Regions from separate parts of the Homo sapiens genome. Here regions 1 and 2 are each linked to region 3. A link is a contact called in ENCODE Hi-C or POLR2A ChIA-PET data. All regions are on one chromosome and are shown on one strand. The core of a region is the stretch at or near the end of the contact, and the rest is flanking DNA. Distances in the headings are between cores, read along the strand shown. Region 1 overlaps STARD13 (StAR related lipid transfer domain containing 13). Region 2 overlaps KL (klotho). Region 3 overlaps STARD13 (StAR related lipid transfer domain containing 13).

Region 1 (3,765 bases), core at 346-2,845, 120 kb before region 3:
CGTGTCATAATGGACTAAGTAAACAGTGTTTTAGAAGAGATAATGTGATTCTCAGATGAATCAACATGAGGATAACAGGAAATAGGCTGAGATTTCAGCAAAAGAGAATTCTTGTGCATCAGAAAGCAGCCCTTGACCGGAAAGGGTGATGAAAAAAAGTGGATATAGCTTACAAAAGAAGATTATGAAAGCTCCACTCTCAAAATCATTCAGCAGTATCCCAGCATTCATGAATGTTTGTTTAAAATGAAGATTTTTCTGAAATAAAGGGCTGGGCAAAGTAATGTTGGAGGCAGTGTTCAGGCAGGCTGCCTCCAGGAAACCCAGGGTGCCAGGATGAGTATTCTCCCTATTTCTACCAGAGCAGCCACGCCTCTTCTTCTTTCTAACCAAGGTAGGATGTGCATGTACTGGCTTTTTCCTGTCCAAGTTGTGGCTGTTTAGGTTTAGAAGTCAAGAGCGTGACAGTAAAACTAACTAGCTGCAGATGATGATCTTATGTTGCAGCTGAATACTTTTCCAATACAAGATTTATCTGGGGACATAAGACTCAGTGAATTACCATTTGCCATGGTCTTCACTGGAGAACGATGGCTACAATCTCCTTCTTCCCCATGTGGACTGACCATCTGCTCCCAATAATTGCAAATTCGCTTCCAGGCCTCATAATGTCTCCCTGTGTTCTTGCTTGTCTTTGAAATGCCTCAGGCAACTGCTCTTCTCTCCAATGGAGCAGCCACAACAGCTGTGGGATTCACTAGGGTTTGTCTCTGCTCCATTTCTGGCAGCAGGCAACCACCACTAAGCCACTCTCCAAAAAAGCCTGCAAATTGTGAACCCATTAAGGTTTAACTCCTGGGGGACAACAAAGAGAGCTGCCTTTGAATGTGAGCTCTGTGTGCCTCACTGAGGCTTCTGGCACAGGGGCTTGTCCTCAGGGCCAGGGTGATGCGTAGGGAAAGTTACAAGCTTCTGAGGGAATATTTTCACAGGTTTTCCAAACAAAGGGTTCTTTCTTCCAACCCCATACAACTCTCTTCTGATTGCTAATTAACCAAAGCTAGTGAAAAACAGGCCATTTCTGTAAATAGACTAGAAGTAGTGTGTGTGTGTGGTGTGTGTGCACGCGTGCACTCGCGTGTCCATGCCTGGCACGGGTGATGTGACTTTTAGTATTTTTCGTCTTTGTTTGTGTTTGTTCAAGCAGACCATGAAATGAATGAAAGTCTGTTTTGAGTTCGACAAGAGATAAAGGGATGTTACAGGGCATCTTGTCCTTCTGGTAATTTTTCCAGTGCTCACGCAGTCTTGCGGTTGTCCTGGCAAATCGAATATGTTAAGTGTTTTGCTTTAAGTTGCCCTCTTTCCTCTTAAGTTGAGAGTTTCCACAGTCTTCACCATAGGGTCGGTTTTGGTCTGTGTCATCTCAGTGTCCTGGCCGTATCTCAACTGTCTTCCCCTGTTTACTTCCATGGAGTCGCTATTTAGGAAGTCCCTTTTCAGCCCATCTGCCTTAAATCACTGCATTGTTTACTTTCCCACCAAGGAGTTTTCCCTCCGTTGGTTGCATGCCTTTTAGATTGAGTATGCATTTGAAGATCTAGAAGCCCATACAGGCTGCTGGCAATTTTTATTCAGGCTGCTTCACCACTTGGTGCAGTCTTCCACCTAGTCAAAGCCTGCCAGAGTCTGCTGGCCTTTTGGAATGGTTGCTGAAGTCTTCAAAGCCCTACTTCTTTTAACTTTGCTTTTGTGGTTACATATGAGTAGTTTCATAAGTTTTGCAATTTGGTATCTTGGAGTTTTGAAACAATGTTGCATTTTGATTATTTTATCCACAATTATGATACTTACTGTGAGGTTACGTACCAATTAGATCCTTGTCTTACTCGTGTCTAATCAATATTTCTTATTTGTTTTAATTCTGGCCTTTTTGGTTATCAGACTCTACGTGATGGGGGAAAAAAGCTCTTCACAGGCCTCTAGTGGACATGTAGTGGAACTGCAGAAATCTTGTATTCGAAGGTGTAAAACTGTGGTGTGACCCATGTCCGAATTAGCAATCACAAACATGTTATTCATTTAGTATTTAATTTAAAGATAAATAGTATGCTTGGAAGCAAGGAAGATAGGGATACTGGTGGAATCAAACTCTTGGTTGACTAACCACAGAATATGACCAGGTTGTCCACTGTCGCCTGTTGTCCTCTGAACTGAGTTTCTTTCACTAAGGAGTCCACACAGTCTCTGTTTTATAACAGGAGCTCAATTTTAACTTCCAAAAAAAAAACACTGTAAATGAACTGTACTCTTAATTCATTTTTTATCAATGATTTTTATGAAGAATGCCTGATATTTTAATAGATTCATAGTTTAAATAAGAAACAATCAGTATGAATGTTTCTTCTCAAAAGAGTTGAAAATAATATGTCTCTATAAAGAAATACATGGGGGAGTAATGTGGTCCAGAGGCAACCTCAGCCTTCGCCAGAGGCTGCAATCCACCAGAATCCACTGGGGCTCCCTCCCAGCCTTCAGTGATTTTCCATGAGCACTCCATGTACTCTTCATGCTTCTGTGCCATGCTTTTATGTTGCCTTTGCCTGAAATAACTCCTCCCTTCCACCACTTCCCCACCTGGCAAAATTCTTCATGTCCTTACAAATCCAAGTCAAATGTTCTTTTTTATTTGCATCTCCCTTCCCCCACCACGCAACTGTTAAAAACTGCTCTGCGTTGTTTCGTTTTACGATCGCACATTCAATCTATCATTATGTTCATTTGTAAAGGGCCTGTCTCTTTCTTCTGATGGGCTTTGAGCTTCTCACATGTTGTCAGGATGGTGTTGTGCTTTGCAGTATTCTCCTCATCACTTTAACCTCAGTACCTGACACAGCTCCTGGCATCTAGTAAAGACTTTTTCAATTAACTGATACTCCTTATGGTGCTTGTCCTAGGAAAAAATGGGAGTGAGGGAAGTGTGCCTCATTTTGTCTTTGGTATCTAGGTTTGCATCCAGCATCTTGCCTCCCTGTTGTACCCCCTCCATAGTCATGTCCAAGTTAAAGTGGTCCTAATACCCTAAATTACCTTTTTCAGGGTATTTGGAGTATAAACCTTATCTCAAATTTAAAATGAAATGCTTTGCCCTAGTGTTAAACAAGAACAGGAATTTCAAGCAATTAGGCTGATGAGAGAGTAGTTTGGGGGAATGGAATGCCTAGCTCTAAATATAGAGTTAATGACTGTCTCTTTTCCCTAAGAATTGGACTAGCTTCACTATTTGTAGAGGAAGTTTCCATGCCTCCTTTTAGATTTAACTTACAAAGTATTTTCAAGGTATTGATATGGAAAGTAGTTCTGGAACAAATTAGGTATCTGTTTAAATCCACATATGGTTGAACTACCTGGGATCGTATTTTAGCTATCTATGAGGACATTGAGATTCTGATGAGTCCATCACTGCCAGCAGACCTTGAACTAAGATAGAAAAGACTAACGATGGAACTTTAAGGGAATGGCTTTATGGCTAGAGATCTGATGTTACTTCACATCAGAGGGCTGAGCAAAGCTCGCAGGTTGTAGATGAGACCAATTCAAAGCAACTGGTCACTGAGGCATTTTGTTATGGCCATTTAAAGGTTAGGAATGAAGTTTGCTTTGCTGAAAACACTCAGTTTGGTTTTGCTTAATTTTCTCTGGGGCAGAGGTTCTTAATCTGGTGACTTCTCTTTAAAACTTCAGAAATTATAAGAACGAATGAAT
Region 2 (3,661 bases), core at 666-3,165, 77 kb after region 3:
TTTTCCTCTATAATGGTCACTTTTATTTTCTAAACATTCTACTTCTGCCTCCTTATCTAATTCTCCTGCTTTAAGTTATCAACAGCAGATGCCAACAGACTCTCCTTGAGACTTTCTTTAACAGGCTCATTTATAGCTCTTTGCTTTTGAAATAACTCAATTCATCTTGCAGTAGAGAACGCTTTTCACCCAAAGAAAAAGTGGCATGTGAGTGTGTGAGGATTTCTACATCATTGAACAGGATACAATTACAGGAAAATGAAATATGCTTTATGGAGTGGTGGATAGCGGAAAGTCATCGGCCTGCTCTTTCCCCCTTCTTTCGCATTTGCCTTTTTGTGGTAGCAGTTTCGACATGGTGTTAAGTCAAAGTTTTTCATAACACAAACTCCACTTGTGAAATCAACCTATGAGTAGCCTCAGCAATTTTGAAAATCAAAATAGAAGAGATTAGGAAATATCACAGTGCACTGCCTGTAATAATGGTAAGTTTTTTCTGTGAAAATTTTGTTTCAATGGTGTATATTCAACATGGAAAATGCCTTTCTTACTATGGGTCAAGATCAAAAAAGTTTGGAACTCACTGGTCTAAGTGGAGGGGGATTTTCATTCCAGAAGTATTTATTGAGCATCTATTGTGTGCCTGGCATGATTCTAGCACTTTGGGGCACAACAGGGAACAAATCAAAGAAAAACCCGTGCCCTCACGGAGATTCCATTTTAGCAGGAGGAGCGACAACCAACAACAAACATAATAAATGTAAATTATAAAGAATGTTCTAAGGCAATAAGTGCTATGAAGAAATAGAGTGAGGTAAGGAAGGCCTGGGGTGCCACGGAGAGGAGATACATTTTATTTATTTTTTTTTTTGGTGGCACTCACAAGAGTCTTTATTTTCCTTTCATTAAATGTGTTGTGATTTTCATCTTTTCATTTACATCTCTACAGAACAAAATCCGTTTGTGTCCCTATTAGGCAAGAATCCTTCCCATCGCTATCAGTTTTCTACAAGTTAAAAACTACCCTTACAGAATTTAAAATGCCCTAATCCATGGTAAGCAGCAAATTGAACAAAGGTGCACTGCCTTCTTCACCCCCAGAGAATGAGGATAGGAGAATGGGATTAACTAGGCAGGCCTGCCTGAGGCCTCAGTCCAGATGGACACCAATAATCCTGCCTCATTTCCAAGTCTAGGAAAATTTTCTGTACAGTCTCCCTTTGTGATCATAAATAATCTCCAAAGATTATATTTTATCACACAGAAAAACCTGGTTTCCTTGAGCTTTAGCCAGATTCATTTACAAATGTTTGACAAGGGGTGTTAATTAACACTCTATAAGCCTCTTGGCTCTACAGTGTACAGCATATTAAATTCAAAGAAACAGCTTCTGTCTGGGGATTTCATAAGGAATCTCAGATTGCCTTTTCAAAAGAAGGCAATCTGAGGGTGTGTGTTCATCTTTTTTAAAAAAAAATGCTTTTATACTAGAGGGTTTGTGTTTGTCTGTTTTTATCTTTTTTAAAAAAATGATCTTATTGGTTCTTCTATTCAGAAGCTAAAAAAACAAGCCCAATAAATTCATTATCACACAGTTTCATCCACAGCACCTGTAAATTTGGTGACTTCCTGTCTCCTCGAGGCCCCCAGAAGTAGTCAGTCTTCTCCGCTGCTCGTAAAGTGGGTTGCTGGAAGTAGAGAAGACTAGTTCCGGGGGCCTCCAGGAGACAGGAAGTCACCAAATGGGGGTGGTTAGAGGTGTGCCTCCTTTGAGAAGGAGCTTGTGACCATAGACTTAAGGAAAGTGAAGGGTTGGTTCTGTGGCTATGGCGGTAGGGCAGGTTGGGAAGAACCTTCCAGGCAGGGAGAAGAGTAAAAAAAAATAATGCCCCAAGGCACAAATGCAAGACCTTCAGTGTGGCTGGATGGCGTGGGGCAGCGGGGCAGGAGTCAGAGTTGAGACAAAATGTGTTGAAACACCTTTGAGAGTGTTTCCAGAACAGGGAACTGCAGCGTTAACTGCTGCTTGATCCCCTGTGACGAAAGGGAAATTTTTAAAACGGCAAGGCTTAAACGTGAAAGGAAAAGATAAAAAGCTTTTTAATCAAATTGTAAATGACATGGTTTTTCACTCTCCCATCTCCCGTATTTCTCACTGAGTAGCAGTAAACACAGGAAACAGCCACGCATAAGTTATACTGTAACTCCTCATAAAGGATCCTCTGGCTTCTTTCATTTTTCGGAAATGAGAATTGTGAAGGAAGAAAAAAGAGAGATCTGAATTGAAATGCACTTTTTCAGGACTGCTATTTGAGTTATCATGTAATGATTATTTCATTAAGCAAATATTTACTCAATAGACAAATTATTATGCTGGGCATCGTGAGGGGTCAAACATAGGTACATAGAATAATTACAGTATAAGTCTGAAAGTGAAAACGCCAGAAGATGGATTTTTTTTTTAATGCAATGGCGATTCAGAGGAAGGAAAGATTCTTTCTTGCTGAGGGAAATCAAGGAAGTCTTCCTGTAGGAGGTAGTTTCTAAACCTTATATTGAAAGATGTAGATCCTGGAGAGACGGAAAAAGGCATTCCAGGCAGATCACTGTGAGCTGGAAAGCCAGTGATGCTGTGGCAAAATGTATTTTTTACAGAAAATAGATGGGTATCTCCCATGCCCCATGATCTTTTACGATATAACCTGGCTGTTCCTCCCATTGGCGGATCTGTGGACCCTCCCCCTTGAATCTGTGGGCATGTGACTGCTCTGATAGAAATGAAGCTACATGATATCAAGAATAAGTGAAAAGAAGAAGAAGAAGAAGAAAAGAAGTCCATACCACTTCCTCCTAGTTCTCTTGGGATGCTTGCCGGGAGGGAAGCTAGTTTCCATGTACAGAGGCTACTAATCTGAGACCACTTGTGTAAGCGAGGCCAACAGAGATGCTCTGGTCCACAGCCAGGCTCAACCGCGGATCACATGTGTGAGCCGTCTTGCATGCCCCACCCCGTTCAAGCTTCAGATGACTGCGGACCAGAGAAAAACTGCGTGGGTGAGCCCTCCCCTAATCCTGACCCATAAGTTTGTAAACCAAATAAAATGGTTATTTAAAGCAATTAAGTCTGGGGGAATTACGCAGAAATAGTAATGGGAACAGATGTATCTGGGTTAGTGTTTTTGTAATGATGTAATGATGACACTCTCAGATGTCAATTAAGGTTAAAGACGTTAGTGGCAAGTCATGACTAACATTCTTGTCCATTTCAGATGCTGATGTGGACGAGGATGGTCTAGGCATTTGCTAGCACACCCCTAGATGTAACCTGTGCAATGCGGGAGGCAGCCTGGAGTCATGGAATGTACACTGGGAATAGGGGTTCAGAAAACCTGAGTTTTGACCCCAGCTCTGACCCTTGGTACCCACAGGAAAGTCAGCTAAACTCTCTGGGTCTCTCAATGAATTTACCTGCCCCAAAATACAAAAAAAAAGGACTCTAGAAATTATCAAGCATTATCCAGTGGTATGGGTTTTTTAAATTACTTTAAATTAATAAATGCATTTATATAGTTTAAAATCAAATAGTACCAAAGGCTTATCATGAAAACAGTAAGCATCTCCCCCAATCCCGTCTCTAACCCTCACTCCTGCTCCCCACTGG
Region 3 (3,640 bases), core at 267-2,766:
TAGATGATAAAGAGAGATAAATAGATGATTGATAGGTAGATAATAGAGATAGATAATAGATTATAGATAGATAAAATGTGTCTCATGCTACATTTCAACTTCAGGATTTGTCAACACTCTTTTCATAATCAGAAAATCTTGTGAGACACCCTAATTCACGGGGCTCAGATTCATAGAATTATTGAGCTAGCATTGAAGAATGCCAGCTGTGATCCAGAAAGCTTGAGTTTTATGTTGTCTGTGTGAGTGAGGAGGAAAACATACACAAAGTAGTATTTTACAATTTTTAAAAGGCTATATTTAAGACCAAAGCACAGGAGCTTGCAGTTAAGGGGTTTCAAACTTTGGAAAAACAGATTAATTTTGTCCCCTGCTGTTCTTCCTGCCCTTTAGTTTTCCAAGATTTTTCCTTGTGAACTGTCAGACTGTTAGCCTGATTCAGATATCTAAGATATGTGATCATTGTTTTTATTTGGAAACGCAAAAGCCTGGGATCTGGATAGCATCTGGGTATAAACAGAAAACAAAAGGGATGAGTTTGGTATTGTGACAAGCTCGTTGGTGTGGGATCTGCTTAGCACACTCACGTTCAATTACAGAGTCATACAGAAGAAATATGCCACTGGGAAGCCAGATCAAAAGGACCTCAACGAGAATCTGGCAGCAGCTCAGGGGCTAGCGCACATGATCATGGAATGCGACAGACTTTTTGAGGTGAGCAAAAGGCTCGAACCTCCGCCTCCCTAGTAGCTCTTGGAACTAGATAAGACGCTTGGGATTGTTGCTACATTTATGGTTTCTATCTGTTTGTTCCTGATTTTATGACAATAGTATATGTTATAGCTCTGGTGTTTGCTTCCAAGAAAGCTGAGGAGCTAGCTATACAATTGAGGCTTTGATAAAGACACTTGGGATTACCATACTGATGGTTTTTATGCAAACAGTGCATCACCTGCCATTATCAGGTTCAAGGCCAGTCAGCCAATTATGTTCTATTTGATTTTACCTTGGAGCTTGATTAGGTTAAACATCTGTGTGAGTGTGTGTATGATACTGAGGAATCTTTGTTGCTAAGAACCAATGACAGCTTATGAATACAGCCACAGATATGTAAAAGAAGTAAGTGAACCAGACTTGTGGCATACTTTTGTGATAGAATTGGCATTTGTCAATGGGAAAAGTGTGCTAAAAAAGTAAAGCTATTCCCAAGTCATGTTTGATGTTTCCCTTCACAAGTCTGTCTGTTTTAAGTCTTATTCATAGTGGGTAAAGTTGTCTGAGCCCATATTTTGCCAAACTGAATAAAAAGACAGTAAAGGTAAAATAAAAGGGAAGTGAAAATAATAAAGGGGAAGTCATTGCAATGTTTTGAATAATAAATACAGCCTCAGAAACATGTTTGTATTTCCTGACTTTAGGAAGGCCCCTCCCGGCCTTGGCAATGATCTTAGAAAAACATCTCTGGCCGTGTGGCCCTCGGCCCGTGGCTCAGAGCCGGGTTGTGGGTGAAATGGCTTTGCTTTCTTTGAGTCTCGGCGTTTCTTTGGCTCAGTGTGTTGCCCTTTCATGCATCCGTTGGTCTAGGTTCCACACGAGTTGGTGGCCCAGTCTCGTAACTCGTATGTGGAGGCTGAGATCCACGTGCCAACCCTGGAAGAATTGGGGACACAGCTGGAGGAGAGTGGGGCAACTTTCCACACTTACCTGAACCATCTCATCCAGGGCCTCCAGAAAGAAGCCAAGGAGAAGTTCAAAGGATGGGTCACGTGCTCCAGCACGGACAATACAGATCTTGCTTTCAAAAAGGTAATCTCAGAGGATGGAAAAAGATCACCCCCAGAAAGCCACAGCTAACAATCAGACATTTGTTTTTGCATTGAAAACAGCTGCTGTGTCCACAGGGCTTGGCACACACGCGGACAGTTAAGGCACATGAACCATTCAAAGAACTCAGTCCAGAGATCTGTTGCCTATAATCAGAGAGTAAACTATGGAGCCGGACAGCTGGATCCCGGTCCTGTCTCTCCCCCGTAGCTGTGTGATGTTGGGCAAGTCACACACCTCTCTGTGCCTCAGTTTTCCCATTTGCAAAATGGACATTGTAAGAGTACCACTGTCGGAGGAAGGCTAATTTACAAACCAAATGGCTTAGAATAGTTCCTGGCACACAGTAACCACTAGGTGTGTTGGTGATTATTATTTTTATCATCATTATTATTCTTTTAAGCTTAAGGACTAAAATGTTACAGCTGAGGTATGTAGTATCACTCTCAATTTACATAATCAGTGATGGTTTTTGAACACCCAGCAAGGTATGATAGCAAAACTAAAAGCCCAAACAAAAAATGTTGGACCCATATCCCAGACAACCTCTTCAGCTTCTGACGTTGTCTTTCCCAAGGTGGGCGACGGGAACCCGCTGAAGCTGTGGAAGGCTTCTGTGGAGGTGGAAGCACCCCCCTCAGTGGTCCTGAACCGCGTGCTGAGAGAGCGCCACCTGTGGGACGAGGACTTTGTGCAGTGGAAGGTTGTGGAAACTCTAGACAGGCAAACAGAGATCTACCAGTATGTGCTGAACAGCATGGCTCCCCATCCTTCCAGAGACTTTGTGGTTCTCAGGTGAGCCTGACTCTAGGGTTTATGATGTTCTGTTCCAAAGGCAGGACGCGAACTGTAGATGTGAGCACTTCTCCTGGTGTCTCCCACCAAAGTCCAGCCTCCACGGGGAACACTAAGCCGGCTCTTGTTTCCCTCAGTGACATCTGAGTTTTCTGTGTCGATGCCCGACTTCCTGTGTCTTTTCACCCAGCCTACAGCTCTGCCTGGGCTCTCTGATTGCCCCTCTCCTTGTGGAGCACACAGTTTATTAGGCCATAAATATTATTCATTTCCTCAGAGCAGACGGCCCAGAAAAGCTGCTGTTTGTCCGGTTGCACTTTCTGCCAAATTATGCAAATGGATCTGACTGGCTTTTCTTCTGATTTTGTTTTTCTCCCCTGGGAAAGTGTGTGTAACTCTCAAGACTGGAGTAGGTTTGACTTCAGAACTCATCTGTATAACTTCAGATGCTCATAGCTATTACTATGCTCAGAAACCTTGGCACTGCCCTGGAGGTCCAGAAAATCTTGTTGATTCTGTGTCTGCCAAGGAAATATTTCTTCTGATTGATGTAAGGGTTGAGTTCCAGACCCCTGTTCTTGGGGTTTGGAAGGGGATGCTCAACCAATGATAGAAAGTTTGCACAGTAGAGATGCAGTGTTGCATCAGCCAGAACAGAAATTGAGGGTGCTAAAGAACCTGAATAGAAGGTAATTAGATCAATATATCCTTTTTTATTGAAAATCTTGGCAAGCCTTGTCTCATGTCACAGATCAGCAGTGTAAAAGGAACCTATTGTGAAACTCCCAAATGTATATTTAAAACGCTTTCTTTATGAAACCAGTTTTGATGGCAAACTAAAGGTTACTTTTCACATGAGCTCTTTATGACTTGGGAATTGGCCCATGGAACCTTGACTTTTAAAGGTCAATTTTCCCTAAATATATGTATTTATCTCTGCTTCCTTGGGATCCTGCTGGAGAATGCAGGCAGTTTATAAGGGTGGCATATTACCAAAGTTATTAGGACATTAGTCATCTGG

What was found. Hi-C counts contacts between places; a loop is a spot of excess contacts on that map. ChIA-PET counts read pairs that join two places held with the same protein, here RNA polymerase II (POLR2A). Pooled maps may share reads with other maps.
Region 1: a loop to region 3 is called in a pooled map, with 4 times the contacts of the local background. The contact joins two enhancer-like sites. A Hi-C loop is called at or near these places in 2 of 168 maps with a recorded cell type or tissue (Caco-2 and PC-3) and 2 of 50 pooled maps.
Region 2: a loop to region 3 is called in a map with no recorded cell type, with 4 times the contacts of the local background. The contact joins two enhancer-like sites. A Hi-C loop is called at or near these places in 2 of 168 maps with a recorded cell type or tissue (prostate gland and sigmoid colon), 4 of 37 single-sample maps with no recorded cell type and 3 of 50 pooled maps. POLR2A ChIA-PET finds 5 or more read pairs at or near these places in 1 of 52 experiments (H1).

The regions. Positions count from the first base shown.
Region 1 is chr13:33,226,966-33,230,730 of GRCh38, reverse strand. All of the region lies in intron 1 of STARD13 (StAR related lipid transfer domain containing 13), which reads left to right. Among named protein-coding and RNA genes, the nearest start is that of STARD13-AS, 49 kb to the left of the region's middle. Within about 2 kb of position 1,595, at least 15 of the 41 ENCODE cell types and tissues checked have a DNase peak (open chromatin) inside an H3K27ac peak, as active enhancers do.
Region 2 is chr13:33,031,751-33,035,411 of GRCh38, reverse strand. The region is part of intron 1 of KL (klotho); the gene reads right to left. Among named protein-coding and RNA genes, the nearest start is that of KL, 17 kb to the right of the region's middle. Within about 2 kb of position 1,915, at least 4 of the 41 ENCODE cell types and tissues checked have a DNase peak (open chromatin) inside an H3K27ac peak, as active enhancers do.
Region 3 is chr13:33,108,852-33,112,491 of GRCh38, reverse strand. It overlaps STARD13 (StAR related lipid transfer domain containing 13), which reads left to right. Exons shown (of 14, transcript NM_178006.4): 10 at 600-714; 11 at 1,585-1,806; 12 at 2,402-2,619. Among named protein-coding and RNA genes, the nearest start is that of KL, 94 kb to the right of the region's middle. RefSeq lists enhancers at 2,663-2,752, 2,853-2,912. Within about 2 kb of position 1,516, at least 19 of the 41 ENCODE cell types and tissues checked have a DNase peak (open chromatin) inside an H3K27ac peak, as active enhancers do.